2 separate regions of the Homo sapiens genome follow, and region 1 is linked to region 2. A link is a contact called in ENCODE Hi-C data. All regions are on one chromosome and are shown on one strand. The core of a region is the stretch at or near the end of the contact, and the rest is flanking DNA. Distances in the headings are between cores, read along the strand shown.

Region 1 (6,611 bases), core at 2,636-5,135, 560 kb after region 2:
TAACAAAGGCAGATCACAAAGACTCACTCTTACCCATGTCCCGATCCCCCACCTGCCCCTCTTCCCAAGCCCCAAAAGGGCTATGGTTTGTGTACCCATGAGATATCCTGAGGCCAGAACAGAGAGAAACAGGACTGCTAGACAGACCTAGATTCCCAGGCTTCGAGTTCCCTCTTTCTTGGAACCAAAGGAAGATCAACTGCGAAGTCACATGAAGAGACACAGATGGGCTGAGCCAAAGCACAGCAAGCATGGTGCCCCCTTTTTTTTTTTTTTTTTTTTGGATGGAGTTTTGCTCTTGTCACCCAGGCTAGAGTGCAATGGTGTGATCTCAGCTCACTGCAACCTCCACCTACCAGGTTCAAGCAATTCTCCTGCCTCGGCCTCCCGAGTAGCTGGGATTACAGGCGTGCACCACCACACCCGGCTAATTGTTTGTATTTTTAGTAGAGATGGGGTTTCATTATGTTGGCCAGGCTGGTCTCGAACTCCTGACCTCAGGTGATCCACCCACCTCGGCCTCCCAAAGTGCTGGGATTACAGGTGTCAGCCACCGCATCTGGCCGTATGGTGCCATCTTTAGAACTGCAGAGAGCTCTGTGTCAATTCCATGGTTAGTGGCCTAGAAACCTTTGTTTTCTAGACTAAGGACTCTTGGGAATCACAGTCAGGGAACCAGAAGTGACTGAGATGAGATTAGTCAACGACATCGTCTCTCTTCCTCCTGCAGTGGAAGGACCAAGGAATCAGCCAGAGTACATAGGCACCAGCCAGGAGGAGTCCAGGACTTGGACTATTAGTCAGCAAGTTCCACCATGGTAAGCAGAAAGCACAGGCCAAGCGGCTTTAATTCAGCTGAAATCCCAAACCACCAGGCTGTGTATTCACCTCACTAGGGTATGAAAAAAGATTCGGGCGAGAGTTAGTGCTTAAGACAAAAGTCACTTTCCCTTCCAGTTCTGATGATTCAAGATGTATCCAACCATTATTTTCCAACCACTTACTAGAGGAAACCTTTTACCAGTCTTCCTCTATTTTTCTTTATTTTATTTTATTTTTTGAGGTGGGGTCTCATTGTGTCCCACAGGCTGGAGTGCAGTGGCACAATCTCAACTCACTGCAACCTCCGCCTCCCAAGCTTAAGTGATCCTTCCATCTCAGCTTCCCGAGTTGCTGGAACCACAGACTACTCAGACTGGCCCGAACATGCCCCTGCAGGCAGCAAGGACCTGTGTCCCTCACCCTTCTCCACCAGCAAGCAGAATTCACCCTCCCAATGTTCCTGGTTTACAATCTTTTAACAAATATTTATAGAATACCAACTATGTATCTAGGACTGTTATAGACACTTGCAATAAAGAGAAAAACAAACAAAAGCCCTGCCCCTGTGAAACTTAAGTGCTATGTTTTTGCACACCACGCCTGGCTAATTTTTTGTATTTTTGGTAGAGATGGGGTTTACCATGTTGCCCAGGCTGGTCTTGAACTTCTGGGCTCATGTGATTCTCCCACCTCGGCCTCCCAAAGTGCTGGGATTATAGGTGTGAGCCACGGTGCCTGGCCTATTCCTCTTTATTTCCTTTTTCCTTTATATATTCTCCTCATCCATGCTTGAGTGTTCTATTTCTCTCTCGTCTAATGTAATCTAATACAATGGAATATTTTTCTTTGGGATCATGGGGGAGGTTCTCACGTCTGGGAGCCTGGCCAAGGTATATGTATTTACAACATCTGAGTTCCATTTCAAAAGTTTGTTTCATGACCCTGTTCCTTTGATTACAATCTAATCCTATGTATGGGCAGGAACATTTTCTGCTGCAGCACCAGCCTTGAAAGAGACATATTACCAGCTATCACAACCTCCTCCCTGGTCACCCAGTTCAAAGACAACACACACACCCCTAGGCCTCTTCCTACCAAGCAAAATTTTTAGATGAACCACGCTTGCAGAAAAATAAATAAGACATTTTCAAAGAGACATCAATCTTAAAACTTGCTCTTAGCTTCTTTAAAAAAGAAAAAAGAGTGTTAGAGTAGATCGGTCTGAGATTTAAGCTTTCAGGTTGTGATATAAAAAAACATGTATGAGTTCAGTGCTAGCAATGATATTAAACATATATCAGCTTTGTGTGTCTAATTTTTTTTCTGATTCAATGCAATTTATGAGCAGCCTACACCCCACTTTGGAATAGAGGCATGGAATAGTGAAAGATGCTTCACCATAAGCAGCCCTACTTTCAAATCCTAACTCAGCGACTTAGTGGCTGTGTATGCAAAACTATTTCTCCAAGCTTCAGTTTCCTCATCTATAAAATAGAGACAAAAAATATCCAACTCTTAGGGTTGAAAGAATTCAATGAGATAAAGTCTTAAAGCTCTCAACAAATGTTAATTTCTCCCATACGCACATCCTTGCATTGTGTGCAGTTAAGAGAGGCTGCAAACAGGCATTACCAGACCCTTACCATCAAAAAGATCACAACCTGTGGAAAGATAACATTTAGCAGTATATAATAAACTGCAGAATTGGTGCTAGGTTGGAAATAGTCAACACGGAAACAGTCAGGGCATAAAGGAGATAGCCCCTATCAGCAGGGCTTCTGGGAAGCCTATCAGGAAGGCTGCACAGAGATGGCCGTGAAGGGTGGGGAGGCTGGCACTTCAGGCTCAGGTGTGGAGGGAGAAATAGATTCCCATGCTTGTGGGAGCATAGGAAGATCAGAAAAGACTGACCCTAAAAGGTGGGGATGATGTGACAGGGAAGGGCCAGCGTCATGGCGTGGGGACACTGGAAAGCCAGGCAGAGGCAGGTGGCCATGATTTCATTTGAAATGGTATTCATTGTCAGCTTTGACACCGTAAGATCAGAGCTTTATGGAATGGAATGCTAAAGGCCTCCCCGCTCCCCAGACAAGAGGCAACCAGTGGGAGAAGGAGGAGCCAGTGGGAGGGGCATCCACAAAAGAGGGAGGGTGGTGGAGTCCACCCACTGCTCAGATGCAGCGGATAAAAGGGGAGAGGAATCACAGATGCCTCTTGGTTTGCGTCAGGAAAGCAAGCAAAATATGCCAACAACACTGGAGGCCCAGAAGTTAGAAAAGGGAGTTGCCTGAAGAAGAAAGAGCCATTTGGTCCATTTTGGACAAGTTTATGTGAGATGCCTGAACAAGAGCGCTGCGTGTGTGTGTCCTCTGGAGAGTGTGTACCCCTTAGCGGGAGGGCCTGCTTCCCCTTCTATTCCATTATACCCACTCCTCTCACTGTATTCCAGATTCATGTTTCTTAAAAACTCAGCTGAATTCATAGCTAGGTGTGCCTGGAAGGAGGAGATTATGCAAGCTGTCCCGAGGAAGCCAGAGGTGTGTTCGACCCCTGTGTTTCCTGAGTGTTAGTTGGATTCCTGAAGCCATCAGTTAGTGGTTCCCGAATGTTGTGTTCAGGTTCTCCCACCTTTTTTGAAGGAGAATAAGAGTTTCTAGAAAGGATCTGACTCCAAACCAGGCAAAGTCTCATGTCTTAGATGGAGTCAATACCTTAGAGAATATTAAAATTATTGGGCCCAAAGGTAACTTGGAGATATTCTTTAGATGCTCTTAAGAATACTGTTCTTGGATTATGTATATTCCAAATATCTTCTGTGATTCGTCTCTTCACTTTCTTTAAGGAACTCTTTGATAAATCGTCATAGGTACCATGGATGGGTCCTCCTGCGCATGCATTCTGACTCCAAGGAAGCCCACCCTTCTCTGCTGATGCAGTTCAGCATGGCTTTGGCTGGCAAAGTTGTGTTGGCTTCTGGGCACCAGAATAGCAAGCAGGCCCCGAGGCAGCCAACATCAGGAATCGAGAAAGGGAGTTCCAGATGGAAGCGGCAGAGTGTGAAGATGCTTGACTGCAGGCCAGCCCCATGGCGGGGGGAGAGGTGTGGGGGTTTGGAATGCCCTAAAAGGTTCCAGACCAGTGGCAAAGCTGCTAGAAAAGGCTGAGCCCAGACCCAAAGGAAAGCCTTGTGTCCAACCCCTATGTTAAGATATGGGGAATTACAGAACCCCCAGGACTGAAATCACCCTCCCTCTAAGAACATCATGTCCACTGTTCAGCCGTCTGCCAAGATTACCAAAGCAGAATTGTTTTTAACAGAGATGGTAATCCACCACAACTCCTGTGGGTCATTCATTCAGACCCCCTGCCTTCCACTGCCTTCTATGCAATGTTAAGAAGGGAAAGAAGTCCAACTTCACATTTTTCTGGACAATTTGAAGAAACAAACACAGAGGAAATGGTTTACATCAATGAAATGGATAAAAGCTGGAGAACAGAAAGAACTTCTCAGGAGTATGAGAAAGTGTGAGAGAACAATCACAGTCTGAACAGTGAGTCTCGGTATTCTTTTGTGAAAGAGCCAACTACACTAGGCCTCAGTTTCCCCACCTATAAAATGGAAAGACCATTCGCTGCTTTGCCTTACTTGACATTGAAAAGAGTAAAGCCCATTTGAGATGTTAAAGGCCTTGGCATGTTGAAAGGAAGTGTCTGCAGGGATCTATGAACTGAGAGGTTATCCAGCCATGGAGATGGGAAAATGAGGACTGTTCACCCTAGAACATCTTCCAGGGGGACCTAATGAGTAATGGGGCCAGAGTCATTTGTAATGTGCCACCGGACTGTGCTCATCCTCTTGGCTGCCAACACTCCTGCTTTCAGATGATAGCCCACTTTTTTCCATCAAAGGAACCACGACTTGACTACTCCCAAGGCTTGGTGATCCCAAGCATTCCAAGACCACCTGCTACAAGCCTCCATCAGAGCTATCAAGCAGCAACTGCAGACTCCTCCTGGAGGCAGGAAACAGTCACAGGCCCAAAGGGAGGTGAAGAGAGATCACTGAGGTGCTAGCTTAAAGCCTGGGAAGTGTGAAGCACCATCTCAACATGTAGGTTTCAACTGCAGTCTCAGTGAGCCCTGGAATCCCACTGGGGTGTCTTGGTCAGAGATTGGAGGAGGCCAGAACTGGTTCCGCATCTCCCACCCCTGCCTCAACCACAGCATCTCTGATGTTATTGGTCTTAAATATTGGGATGTTTTGTTTGCAAAAAGAGTTCTATGACTCTAAAAATGTTTATGAAACACTTGTCTGCACTAGTAAATTTTATTTTTAAAAAAAAGCATACAGAAGAAAAACTAATTGCACTTAAGACTTTAGAATCATATATCACATCCAACAGAAGAATTCTACTAGGAAAAATGCCCAAGCTGTTGCCCCCAAACTAACGTAACATGCTCATAAATGGCATCTGCCTTTATATTCTTGCTATTTCTTTATTTAGCTTTCCCCATTCTCTCAATTCCTAAGTACTAGAACAGGTAGAGATGCTGCTATTTAGGAAAATATTCCCTGAGTATCCTCCTCTAGGCCACTGCAGACCCTTCTCGCAGCTCTGTTTTGTGCATCTTCCATACTTAACACTTAGTACTGCAGGTAGATCTAGACTATGAACACCTTGAGGACAGGGATCATGTCTAATTCCATCAATCTATGTGGCCCATGTTTAAGCACAGTGCCAGTAACTCAGGAGGAGTTTGAGAGACCTGAATGAATGAATGAATGAATGCATGAATGAAGACACTTCTGCACAAATGTATAATTTCCTGGTTTCTCTTCTGTAAGTAAGTTAACATCTTCTATGTTTTGTTTTGTTTTTTCTTCTAGGTCACAGAGGGCTAATGCTGTAAATTCTCTCTCAGGGGAAAGCTGGGCAGACACACTTGGGAACATTTAAAAAACTAGGTTGGCATTGGAGAGGAAACAGCCAATATATTTAGCCACCCATGGCATGCCAAGGCCTTATCGAGACAGAAATAGGCACTGTAGGAGGAATCTCAATTAAATATTTTTCTAAGCAGTCAGCTCTGGGCTTTGCCTGAACATGGATAGAGAGCTGGGGTGAAGCACAGGACAGAAAGCCAAGAAGATCTCAGTGGGGCTTCTGAATCATCCTGGGGCTTAACTGCTAGCAATGTAAAACTGGTGACCCCAGGGGGCAGGGGTGCTGGCCTACCTTCCATGTCCAAGGAGCAGGACAACCTCCCTGCAGGCACTTTCCAGAATCCCACACATTTGGGGGACCCATCCTCTCCGCCATACCTACTCTTAAGTGGCAGCAAGTATCCGGAATATTCTTCCTATGAGCTTTACCCAACTGTTTCCAATAGTCAACACTCCCTAAGAATCGGTCTTATCCAGAAAGTACTCCTGGAATGACTTGAGGAGAAACACAATGACGCTTTGGGCATAGAATTCCACCCTGCAGCCTAGTTATCTTTTCTTTGTTAAAATATGCAGCACTTCAATCCAGAGACATAGGGACAACTGCCCTGAATTGACTGGGGTATGAGGATGGGCTCCAGTGCTGGGCAGGGTGAGAGTGGGAGGGGGTACCTGGCGGGGGTGCAGACAGTCCGGTGCAGAATGCACGTATGAATAATAACAAATCTCTCTTTTTTTTCATATGTGGGCTTTTCCAAATATGGAAAACAGCTTTTCCCACTTAAAAATGTATCATCAACTTTTTCCCATGTCATTGCATGTTCTTTTACAATGTGATTGTTAA
Region 2 (6,789 bases), core at 908-3,407:
CTTGCAGTCTGACTACTTCAGAGTCACTTTTTGAAGTTTGTACTAAAAAATATTACATTATGCAGCTCCTCTGCAACCCATCAGATGCTGCCTCAGTGGCAGTGCTAACCAGTCCAGGCTTACATGCTGGAGTCCGTGTTAAATTAACATCACACAGACATTCATTGTCTCTCATCTATACTGTCTACTAAGCCAGGAACACGGGCAAACACTGGGGTGATGGCTCAATATCAGAAGCCTTCCTATCATCTGTAATCTGACCTGTAGGGAGAAACATTCCAAATACAAGGTAGGAGCAATTTTAGTAGAATGAAAAGAGGAACTTTCCTCCCTAGAGGTCTGAGTGACATCAGAATGAATAAGCAAGGGGGATCATATCATCTACTTTCTAGGGGAACTTTAAAAATAGCAGCAGCCTCTTTCTGTGGACATGGTGGTAATACTATATCTGGGCCACTTTTGTATGCAACCCATCAATTCAGGAAGTAAATGCAGTTTACATTTATACTGCACAAAGTCAAAGCAATTTGATAATTTTCAGCTTAACCAGTAAATTTCGATGGCAGATAATTCACATCCTAATCTGGATGGTAGAGCTCTAATTATTTAGTTTAGTTGTCTAGAGTGATCAACCCCAATGTAATGCCACAGTTGCTTTTCCACATTGTCCGAGGCAGTAGAAAGAACGGGGTGACAGCTTACTCATGCATTCATTCATTAGGCACCTTCTACTTTCTAGACATGATGGTAGGCACTGGAATTGCAGGATTAATAAGATGTGTTTCTCATCCTTGAGAAGCTTGCAGCTTAATGGGCTGGGTTCTAGTCCCGGCTGTAATCTGAATAGCTACATGTTCTGTACAGGCGACTTCAAATGACTTGACCTCTTTTCTGGCTCTCACCCCCAGTGTGATACCCGAGGAAATTATATTAAGACTCTTTGTTAGGAATGGGCCCCAGTTTACACTGCCATACACTATTGATGTCATCTGTCGACAAATCTTTGCTAGTATCTTCCATGTACCACATAGTGTGCTTTGCAGAGATAATTTGTCAAGGACATGACCCCTTTATGAAGATTATGGTCCTGTGGGAGAGAAGAACATTAAGGTGGAGAGTAAAATACTATGAGGCCTGCTGTTGCATTGTAGGGTAGACAGGAGGCGCTGTGGTAGGGCCAGGGAATAGTATCCTTGGAGCAAAACTAGGTTGGGTTTTAGAGATTAAGTGGCAGTTAGTCATCCGATTGCGGGAACAGGGGAAAAGATTCCAAGCAAAGGGAAGATCTGAGCAAAGATCAGGAGGCAAGAGGGAAGATTTGTGTTTTAGAGAATTACAACCAGGTTAATATTATTGAAGGTAGAGGTAGGGAAGAAAAGAAGAAGGTGGGAAGAGGAAGGCAGGCAGGGAAAGGGGGTGCAGGGTAGATGGGCAGAATGAGAGAGGAAAGGGAGGGGAGAGGAGAGGAAGGGAGGGAAGAGGAGGGAAGGGAGAAAATGGGAATATGGAAAGGATAGAGAGGCAAAATAGAAAGGAAAAATGGGGACCAGATTATAAAGAACTTTGTGACCCATGCTTAGGAGTTTGGACTTGAACTTGGGGAAATCAGAGGTCACAGAAGGCCTTAAACAACAGAAGAATGCTGAAGTTGGAAGTGAGTTTTACAGTACAACACGTGGAACACCTATTGCAGAGGAATCAGGAAGAGCAGGCCAGAGGTTGGTTGATCTGAGGCTTAATGAAAAGCCTTTCTTCCCTCCCTTCCTTCCTCCCTCCCTCCGTCCCTTCCTTCCTTCCTTCCTCCCATCCTTGCCTCTCTTCTCCCTTCCCCCTCTTTTTCTGTCCCCTCTCTCTCTTCTTCTGTCTTCCCTTTCTTCCGTTTTCCTCTACTCTCCTCTTCCTTTGGGTGTTGGGGAAGCCATGGAAACTTCTGAAGCTTGACAGGCAGGAAGGAATGCTGTGTGGATGCTCCATGGCTCTGAACCCAACAGAAGTGGTTTTGTGACTGTATAAGGAGCTGGTGACATCCATTCCTGCTGAAATTCCTCATGATTAAGACCAAGCTCCAGCCCATAAGAAGGCAGGGACTGCCGGGAAGTGACTCAGCAAGGGTGGCACAGATGATACCAGATTCTAAGAATCTAAACTATGTGGTTTGACGGAGCACCCTTGACTACTAAGCTGTTCTCTTCTTTCCTTCTGTGGCTTTGGCCTAGAAGAGGGTGTCAGGTTTGGTTATATCCATCCTCAAACTCTGTAGAATAGTTGTACAGGGCCCTATGAGCTCCCTGTAACCCTGTAACTCTAAGCCTAAAGGCCTGAGCTAAAGGCATAGTCAAGGTATTTACAATACAAAGCAAGGAGAACCAAGGGGGAGCTAAACACCACAGGCTTTACTTGAATAAATGAGGAGATCTCATTATACAATCTCCCTATATGAGTAAGAAAATTGAGTACCTGAATAATTAAAAGATAAGACCAGGAAGTATCAGTAAGGGTGAGCTTCATCTTGAAGTGATGGTCAAGAATGAAGGATCCCAGGCCAGACTGCCTTGGTTAGAATCCTGATTCCACCACTAATGAGGTGTGCAACTGGGGGGAAGTCATATCATCTCTCCATGCCTTGATTTCCCCATCTGTACAATGGGAATAATAATAGTCCCTATCTCACTGGGTTGCTGAAAGAATTAAATGAGTTAATACTTGAAAAGTACTTCAAAATAGCTCTTGGCACATAACAAATGTTTATAAAGTGTTTTGTTAAATGAACTGAAGAAAATCATCTTTCCCTTTTCAAATAAGTTGTGTAGGCCCTACACTGTAGGGTAACCTGGACATCTTTTCAGTTCTAGGTGAAGGAGGCCTGAAAATAGAGAGCTACATGTGCCCATGGGTAAATATTAATTGTGATCCAGCAGACAGATGTCTTTCTACTATTATGTCTTTGTAATAAAGAATCTGAACAAAGAAACTGAAGACAAAGAGAGAGATTTTTTCTTTAAACCCTTAGACCTCAGGCTGAAATTAATATGTTTAGATTAGCAGATAGTAATGCAATTTCTAAAAGTAAACTTGAGGGGAAAAATATCAAGAGACCTAGCATTGTGTGGTTAAGAGAAGAAAAAGTGAAATAAAAATAACTCCATACCCTCATGCAACCCCACACAGGCAGACAACATTATCCAGACAGGGGATAAGTCTGTCCCTGTGTCAACCCTTTAGAAGTTAAGGCTCTCTCCTAAGCTTGAGCCAACCCAGCCAGGTATCTCTCTGGCTTAGACTTCCATGATAGCTACAGGGAGCGGGATAAGTTGACACTTTTCCTTCAAGTTCTGCTCTGCTGTTCCTTCTAGGAAGACCAAATTCACAGCCAAGCTCCCTAAGATCTAGTCCAAAGCCTGAGCCAGCAGGAAACAATTCTTATTTCAGATTTCCAGCTACTGAAATGGTGTGTCTTCCCTAGGCTCTGTCTATAATCACTTCCTTTCCTCTTTCTCCCAGTATCTTCTCCTTGCTTCAGGATCCTTGGATTTTTTTTTTTTTTTTTTTTTTGAACTGTTGCTATTTGGGACCCAGTCTTTTGGTTTCTAGATGAACCAATTAGACAGTTGCAAGTATGCAGACTCATCAGTCCTTCTTATAACAATGTTATTGATGTCCTTGACATCACTGCCCCAAAGCCATTTGCATGACTCATAGAGATAGACGGCCATCAGGTGAGTGGATGAAAGAGAGAAAAAAACCAGAGGCCCTAAATCCAGCCCCTACTGCCATATACACACTTAGATCTCTCTCTCTCACACACACACACACACACACATGCACACGCTTCCCTCATTTTCTGGGTGTGTAAGCTTAGATAAGTGGGGAAAAAGTTTCTCAATTAAGTAGCTTTGATGAATAAAATGAGAAATTAATTACTAATCAATACTTGTACAGCACTTTATGTTTTATGATTGCTATTCATGCCCAGCAGCTATTAAGCAGCCCATTATAAAGGTGAGGATGTGAAGACAGATGACTTAGTAAAGAGCTGTGTGAAGGCAGGATGCTTTAGGGCTTGACATACCAAGCTGCTGATCCCATCTACAGGAAAAGAGCCCTTGGTATTCTTTACCCCAACTACTTAGGTCATGGTCTGGCAATTGCAAATAATTAAGCAAGATTCAAACCCCAGCCGTGAATAACAATACTGGCTTATAAAAGACAATAGGCAGATATTTTATTTTGCTTTTGTTTCAATGTCTGTCTGAACCACACGTACATGAATATATGCACACATACTACTTCTCATTTCAAATGATAATCTGAAGTGTTCAAGAGAGGTATGGGTACCACAAAACGAGGGTCTAAGGGTAAATAAATAACCTATTTTAAAACCCCAGTTGGAAAAAATTAGGTGTCAGATGAAATTCCAGTAAAATTTCCAGGGAAGTCTTATGATTTGTGGGCTGTACATTGAATAAAAGAATTCCTGATTGTGATGATTATTATACACCAAAATGACTCACTGAAGGAGGCTGAGGATCATTTATTAGAGAGTATTTTTTAATGAATTTTAAACAGAAGTTCTTTTCCCCCTTTACAGTTCTGCAATGAGGATTTCATTCTGCCTGGAAGTTGAGGGATGGATGATGTCAACTTTCAAGGTCTCTTAAACTTGAATTGAGTTTCCCTGTGTTACTCTAAGCATCAAAACAAGGTGTTATGGGCTGAATAATTGTGTCCCTCTAAAATTCCTTTGTTGAAATCCTAACCCCCAAGGTGACGGTATTAAAAGGAGGGGAATTTAAGAGGTGATTAGGTCAGGTCCTGAGGAGAGAGCCCTTATGAATGGGATGAATTTCCTTGTAAGAGACCCTGGAGAGTTCTCTCACCCTTTTTCCCTGTCATATGAGGACACAGTAAGAAGGTGGTTTTCTGCATGCCAGGAAGAGAGCCCTCACCAGAATCTGACCATACTGGCATCATGACCTCAGAATTCCAGCCTCCAGAACAGTGAGAAATAAATTTCTGTTGTTTATGAGCCACCCAGCATGTAGTATTTTGCTAAAGCAACCCAAAGGAACTAAGACAAGAGGTAGAACTGTTCTTATTATAAATGGAGCTGATAATGGAGTACAAAGTCTCAGTTGGTGATGAACCAATGAGTATAGTGTATGTAAAATTCTTGACATGATATCTATCATATAGATGTATTCTGTTTATATTAGCTTTTAATAATCATAATGGTGAAGATAAAACCATCCAGTATACCCCTTGAACAGGGAATATTTTGGCAGAAGAGGTGAGGGCAGGGGAGAGGAGGCAGAAATGTGTTTACAATGAGTACCTGAGGACCTTTCTCACAGCCAATTCCACTTTCTGGAACCTTGAATAAAAACTTTGAGAAAAATCAAGAACCCAAATTTTCCCTACGGCAGAGTTAGTCATCACCAGTCTATGAAAATTAAACAGATTTTATTGACTTAAAGAACTGGTAGCTTGGATGTTGTCAGATATTGACAGTCTGTGAATTAATTCATTAGATTTTTTCCCCATCCTAGGGACATGATTTTGGTCATTCAATATGAAAAAACAAAACCTCAAAGAAAAGCAAAGGGGTAGTAGAAAAGGAGGAGGAAAGCCTATGTATTAGTCTGTTTTCACATTGCTATAAAGAATTACCCAACACTGGGTAATTTATGAAGAAAAGAGGCTTACTTGACTCACAGTTCTGCAGGCTGTACATGAAGCATGGCTGCGGAGGCCTCAGGAGACTTACAATCATGGCAGAAGGTGAAGGGGAAGCAGACACATCTTACCATGGTGGAGCAGGAGAGGGAGAAAGAAAGGGGAAGTGCTATACACTTTCGAACAACCAGATCTCATGAGAACGCATTCACTTTCAGGAGAACAGCAAGGGGGAAATCTGCCTCCTTGATTCAATTACCTCGCACCAGGTGCTTTCCCCAACACTGGGGATTACAATTCAACAGGAGATTTCGATGAGGACACGGAGCCAAACCATATCAACCTAACTTGAAATTTTCATCTGCTAAGACATAAAAAACCAAGTTATAATTGTTCTTAAAAATCAGGGTGGCTGACTGGCATGTGTAGAGAGATGTAAGAAAAGAGACTGGGTGCAGTGGCTCAAGCCTGTAATCCCAGCACTTTGGAAAGCCGAGGCAGGCAGATCACCTGAGGTCGGGAGTTTGAGACCAGCCTGACCAACATGGAGAAACCCCGTCACTACTGAAAATTCAAAAATCAGCTAGGCGTGGTGGTGCATGCCTGTAATCTCAACTACTCAGGAGGCTGAGGCAGGAGAATCGCTTGAACCCGGGAGGCGGAGGTTGCAGTGAGCTGAGATGGCATCATTGCACTCTGGCCTGGGCAAGAAGAGCGAAACTCCATCTGAAAAAAAAAAAAAAAAAAAAAAGAAAGAAAGCAGCTGAAGCTTGAGATGCAAAAACTACTTGTAAAAGGGATTAGGTTTGGAGACACTGGAAAAAACCTACTGGTCCAGGGCTTGCTAACGGATAGGTTGGAAGGACATGGGGTTATAATGGAGACGGCAAACTGGTGGCTCATAGACTGAGCTGAATCTGCTGCTATGGTTAACCCCTCTTTTGTAAAACAAACAAAAACAACTATAGTTTGTTTTTAACAATTAATAATAGGAAGAATTCACAGCACAGCAAACTGTGGAGTTCTGGCTTCTTTTTGAAAAATCAGAAGATAAGGCAGAGCAGAATCTTCCCTCTCCCAGAGCAAACACCACTGTGGTCTCTCTCTCCATGGGTG

The links. A loop is a pair of places that touch in the nucleus more often than their neighbours do.
Region 1: a loop to region 2 is called in a map of ascending aorta, with 2.0 times the contacts of the local background. The contact joins two enhancer-like sites. A Hi-C loop is called at or near these places in 1 of 168 maps with a recorded cell type or tissue (ascending aorta).

The regions. Positions count from the first base shown.
Region 1 is chr2:216,546,498-216,553,108 of GRCh38, reverse strand. No RefSeq gene overlaps it. Among named protein-coding and RNA genes, the nearest start is that of RPL37A, 51 kb to the right of the region's middle. RefSeq lists an enhancer at 1-177. Within about 2 kb of position 3,885, at least 11 of the 41 ENCODE cell types and tissues checked have a DNase peak (open chromatin) inside an H3K27ac peak, as active enhancers do; they include ascending aorta, where a contact is called at or near this core.
Region 2 is chr2:217,101,244-217,108,032 of GRCh38, reverse strand. No RefSeq gene overlaps it. Among named protein-coding and RNA genes, the nearest start is that of DIRC3-AS1, 180 kb to the left of the region's middle. RefSeq lists enhancers at 1,468-2,667, 5,961-6,030. Within about 2 kb of position 2,157, at least 8 of the 41 ENCODE cell types and tissues checked have a DNase peak (open chromatin) inside an H3K27ac peak, as active enhancers do; they include ascending aorta, where a contact is called at or near this core.